2 separate regions of the Homo sapiens genome follow, and region 2 is linked to region 1. Evidence: read pairs that join two places in POLR2A ChIA-PET (ENCODE). Cell type or tissue: MCF 10A. All regions are shown on one strand. Each heading gives the region's core, and the rest is flanking DNA. Links, peaks and the distances in the headings are about the cores only.

Evidence for each region. ChIA-PET counts read pairs that join two places held together with the same protein. Peaks named below come from ENCODE experiments on the same cell type or tissue, not always from the same donor. Only the 100,000 strongest peaks of a DNase experiment are listed, where the experiment ranks them.
Region 2: POLR2A ChIA-PET joins it to region 1 with 6 read pairs; 2 of 35 experiments call an interaction of 5 or more read pairs at or near these places.

What each region holds. Positions count from the first base shown.
Region 1 is chr18:12,739,939-12,742,855 of GRCh38, forward strand. All of the region lies in intron 1 of LINC01882 (long intergenic non-protein coding RNA 1882), which reads right to left. Among named protein-coding and RNA genes, the nearest start is that of LINC01882, 8.0 kb to the right of the region's middle. In MCF 10A, for the core only: no CTCF peak of the experiment used is centred there; a DNase peak (open chromatin) is centred at 1,643.
Region 2 is chr18:12,643,581-12,646,497 of GRCh38, forward strand. All of the region lies in intron 1 of SPIRE1 (spire type actin nucleation factor 1), which reads right to left. Among named protein-coding and RNA genes, the nearest start is that of SPIRE1, 13 kb to the right of the region's middle. In MCF 10A, for the core only: no CTCF peak of the experiment used is centred there; no DNase peak of the experiment used is centred there.

The DNA.
Region 1 (2,917 bases), core at 184-2,683:
AGAAAGGGATGATTTCAGATCTAAACTGTGCACTTTTTCTTTTTAATTTTACAATTTGCATACCATAAATTTATCATTTGTAAATACAAAACTCAGTGGTTTTGTTTTAGTATATTCAGAGTTGTGCAACCATTACCACAATCAATTTTATATTTTTTATCTCAGAAAAAAAAAACCAAAACTCCTTACTCATTAACCTGGTAAACTTCATTTATTTATTTATTTTGAGATGGAGTCTCGCTCTGTTGCTCAGGCTGGAGTGCAGTGGCGTGATCTCGGCTCACTGCAACCTCCACCTCCTGGGTTCAAGTGATTCTCCTGCCTCAGCCTCCTGAGTAGCTGGGATTACAGGCATGCACCACCACGCCTGGCTAATTTTTGTATTTTTAGTAGAGACGGGGTTTCACCATGTTGGCCAGCCTGGTCTCAAACTTCTGACCTCAAGTGATCTGCTGGGCTTGGCCTCCCAAAGTGCTGGGATTACAGGCGTGAGCCACCACACCTGGCCTAGCTTGTAAACTTTATAAGCTGTTATAAAACTCTTCTCCCCTCCCCAACCCCTGCCAACAACAAATCTACTCTCTGACACCATGTATTTGCTTATTCTGAGCAATTCATAGAAAAGAAGTGATGGAATATGTGGCTTTTTGTGGCTGGCTTCTTTCACTGAGCGCATTTTCAAGTTCCATCCATGTCGTAGCCCATGTCAGCACTTCATTCCTCTTTTCTGCCAAAGAATATTCCATTTATGGATATAGCATAATTTGTTTATCCATTCTTCAGCTGATGGACATTTGAGTTGTTTCTACTTTTTAGCTATTATGAATAAGGCTGCTATGAACATTTCTGTCTATGTTCTTATGTGACCATATGCTTTTATTTGTCTTAGATGCTATATTAGGCTGGGCTCTCCAGAGAACAAAAACAGGACTTACAGGACACACACACACACACACACACAGAGTATATACACACACATACATATAGGTGCATGTGTATACACATATATACAGTATACACACACATGATTTACTATCAGGAATTGGCTTGTGTGATTATGGAGGCTGAGAAGTCCAAGATCTTCAATCAGCAAACTAGAGACTCAGGAGAGCCAGTGCTGTAAGTTCTAGTCCAAGTCCATGGGCTGAAAACCAGGAGAGCCAGTGCTGTAAGTTCCAGTCTGAGTCTGATTCTTATTTTTCTTTTTTGTTTTGTTTTTTGTTTGTTTGTTTGAGACAAGGTCTCACTGTGTCACTCAGGCTGGGGCCATCACAGCTCGCTGCAGCCTCGAACTCCTGGGCTCAAGCGACCCTCCTGCCTCAGCTTCCTGAGTAACTGGGACTACACGGGTTCGCCATCACCTTTTTTGTTCTTTGCAGGCCTTCAATGGGTTGAATGAGGCCCGCTGGCTTTGGAGAAGGCAACCCGTTTTGCTCTGTGTACTGATTCAAACATGAGTCTCATCCAGAAACACCCACAAAGACAGCCAGAAACATGTTTAACCAAACATCTGGGCCCCTTGGGGCCCACGTATGTTGACACAAAATTAATCATCACAGCTACACTCCTAGGAGTGGAATTGATGGACCACATGATAACCCTATGCTTCACTTTTTGAAAACCTGCCAAACTATTTTTCTACAGTGGCGGCACCATTTGACCTTATCGCCAGCGATGCCTGAGGGCTCTAATTTCCCCATACCTTGCCATGCCATCCTGCTGGGATGTGGCATCTCTTTGTGGTGAGAAGTGGCGTCTCTTTATCTCTTTGTAATTTTGATTTACATCTTTCTAAAGACTAAGAATGTTGAGCATCTTTTCATGTGCTTGTTAGCCATTTGTATATCTTCTTTGGAGAAATGTCTATTCAGATGCTATGTTTGTTTTTTTTTTTTTTGAGACAGAGTCTCTCTCTGTCACCCAGGCTGGAGTGCAGTGGCGTGATCTCGGCTCACTGCAAGCTCTGCCTCCCAGGTTCATGCCATTCTCTTGCTTCAGCCTCCCGAGTAGCTGGGACTACAGGCGCCCGCCACGCCCGGCTATATTTTTTGTGTTTTTAGTAGAGACGGGGTTTCACCGTGTTAGCCAGGATGGTCTTGATCTCCTGATCTCGTGATCCGCCCCCCTTCGGCCTCCAAAAGTGCTGGGATTACAGGCGTGAGCCACCGCGCCCTGCCCTATGCCCATTTTTTAATTGGGTTACTTATCTTTTTACTTTTAAGTTGTAAGAATTCTTTTTACCTTCTGGATAATAGAATCTTATCAGATACATAATTTTCAAGTATTTCTCCCACTCTGTGGCTTGTCTTTTTATTTTCTTGATAGTATCCTTTGGTGCACAAAAGTTTAAAATCTACAATGGACCTTTTTATTATTATTATTATTATTTTCAGACAGTCTTGCTCTGTTGCCCAGGCTGTAGTGCAGTGGCACAATCTTGGCTCACTGCAGCCTCCGCCTCCCAGGTTCAAGCAATTCTCCTGCCTCAGCCTCCCGCGTAGCTGGGATTATAGGCGTCTACCATCACACCAGCTAATTTTTGTATTTTTAGTAGAGACGGGTTTCACCATGTTGGCCAGGCTGGTCTTGAACTCCTGACCTCAAATGATCTGCCTGCCTCGGCCTCCCAAAGGGTTGGGATTTCAGGCGTGAGCCACCGTGCCCAGCTACAATAGATCTTTGAGTTGAGTAATACAAGCCCTGCTTCCTTTCCCCTAAAGAAGCTTGAGTCAAACCTACATTACTCATTAATGCATTAATGTGAGCACATTCTTTTGATATTGAGTCCATAAGAGAATATGTGCCTAGGAATTCACAGAAATCTAGCAGCTTGGACTTCCCCACACTGTAGAAATGGGGTTTGAGGAACTTCATTTCAGCACAGGTCAAGGGGCTCCAAATGAGTTTGGGTTATGCC
Region 2 (2,917 bases), core at 178-2,677, 96 kb before region 1:
TTCCCTTTAGTTATATCACAACTCTACCAGCCATATCCACTTACCCAAATGTGTTACTTTCCCTCTGTCAAGATTTGGGAGATCTGATTTAAAAACTATAAAAACAACATAGGCTTGACATAGACTACACTTTGCCATTTTTAGCTATTTAACCTTTACTATAAACATTTTTAGCTATTTAACCTTTACTACATATACTATATATAGTCAAGAAATATTTTTGTAATGAGTTTTGTAAGTTACACATTTTTATTATACTTATGAATACAGTACTATTCTTTAAATATAAATATAATGAAAAGATCATTAATTAAAGAAGAAAGTCAAGCTGAGCACTGTGACTCACATCTATAATCCCAGCACTTTGGAAGGCTGGGGGTGGGGGCGCGAATCATTTGAGGTCAGGAGTTTGAGACCAGCCTGGCCAACATGGTGAAACCCTGTCTCAACCAAAAAAAAAAAAAAAAAATTAGCTGGGCATGATGGCACATGCCTGTAGTCTCAGCTACTTGGGAGGCTGAGGAGGGAGAATCGCTTGAACACAGGAGGCGGAGGTTGCAGTGAGTTGAGATCGAGCCACTGCACTCCAGCCTAGGTGACAGAGGGAAACTCCATCTCAAAAAAAAAAAAAAAAAAGGTCAGGGTTAGGGGGCAACTATCATTAATTTAAGGAACTTAACAATTTCCCATCAAAAACATTTAAGTTTATACACATCAGGCAATACAACAGTTCAAATATTTCATCTAAACTATGGCTTATCTTATAGGTCTCAGATGAAATGTGTTCCAAGAGTTTATAGGGAAAGTTATAGTTACATTGTTTTATTATTTACATAAATAAGCCCTCCTATACTCCCCAAAGGATTGAAAGAAGCTAAATTAAATGATCAATAAATGAGTATCAAACAAGTCAGAAAGTGGCAAAAGAAGGAAAAAAACAAATTCAAGATAATATAAAATATATGGAAATCCATAAAAAATATAAACGGTGGTCAAGCACTAATTACCTTTCCCTGATAATCTGCAAGTAACCCTCCATAGTCCATTCTAAAAACCTGGTGGAGCACCTAAGGCAACAAAGGTCTAATCACATGGACACCCACATTTCAAATTTTTTCAACCTCAAGAATCATTTTATAGACTTCCAAACATATATTTAATATTGTTTTAGAACTTCTTTATCAATCTTGACTCAAATAATTTGGAAGTATTCATCTTTTTACAAAGGATAGCAATGGCTCAGTAAAAATGTATTTGTGCAGTACATACAAGGTAACAAAATGCCCCCACATATATTTCTTCATTTGAGTCTCATAACAATTTCACAAGAAGGGCTGGACAAATATTACTTCCATTTTACAAATAAAGAAAGAGAGCGGCCGGGCACCATGGCTCACACATGTACATGTAACCCCAGTACTTTGGGAGGCCAAGGCAGGTAGATGTCTTGAGCCCAGGAGTTCAAGACCAGCCTGGGGAACCTGGCAAAACCTGGTCTCCACACACACATACAAAAGAATAAAAGAAAAAAAAAAATAAGACAGTATCAGCATCAGAAATAGTTAAATGGCTTGCCTGAGGTCATAACTATTCAATAGTAAGCATCAGAGCCAAAAGAATTGAAACTGCATCTTCTGTAGCCAGCTCTTAGTTCTCTCCATGTTATGGTGTGACATTCAACAGCTGATTTGCAACTATCTGGAAGGCAGCAAAGGAGCTTGGTGGGAATCAACATGACTCCACAGGAAAAAATATTTTCCAGGCCAATTTAATTTCCAACAAGTATAAACCATCATCTATCTTCCCACCCTAACCTGCCCCTCCTGCCTACCCTGTCACCCAAGCACCCAGGCAAGAAGTCAGAGCCTTTGAACAATCCTTCCTCTTTCTCACCCACACATAAAAAGTGGAAGAGCTATACCATGTCCTATTTCCTAAATCACTCTCAATCTGATTCTTTCTCTCCATTCCTACTGCCCTAATTCAGACCTCCATCATCTCCTGTTTGAACAGCCATAACACTCCTAACTGGTTTAGCAACTTAAAGGCTACAAAGATCTAAAGATATATAAAATGCCTACTGGTGTCTATGCCCTCCATTTTACCCAATTCAATACATCTACAAAGCCCCTACATTTATCTTTCTAAAAAGAGTAATCTGCTTACATCATTTTCCTGCTTAAAACCCTTCCATAGCTCTCCACTGCCTGTACAGACTATAAATACACACTCGACCATGTGGCTGGCACAAAGTCCTTCATCATCTGATCCCAGCCAACGTGCCTTTCCAGCCCTTCTGACTCCGACTCCCACACACATCCTCCGCTCCAGGCACAGGGAACACCCACTACAAAGAAGACAAACAGGTTTAACCTCACGTGCCAACTCCAAATAATTAGTAGTGGCCACCTGAAGCATCCTGTTGAGAACTCTTGGGGCTGCTTACGAATTCGGCAGCAAAAAATGCGGTAACTGATTAGCAGTTATATGCTTTTGGCATGGGGAAGTGGGTGGCAGCACAACGCCACACTTGCCATCCATGTACTGCTGCTCTCTGAGTACCATATAACGTCCTCCACATCTCCAAGCCTTTCCACTTGCTGCTGCTGCTGCTGCCTCACATAGTCTTCCTTTTAGGCTACAGCCCCATCCTGGAGACCTCCAGAAACCAGATCTCCTCTGTAACACTCGCCTACTGTCACCAGGCAGGGTCAGCCACTCTCTTCTCTGGGCTCTCATAGTTTTCTAAACATCTTTATTATTTTAAAATTATTGCACTGTACTGTGTTAGTTTCTCCATCTATGAGCTTCTTGAAGGTATGAGTGCAGTTTATCCCTCTTTGTATCGTCAACATCTGGCACAGTGCACTTAGAAGGCACTCAAATATTGGTGAAATGAATACATGAAATCAGGTAA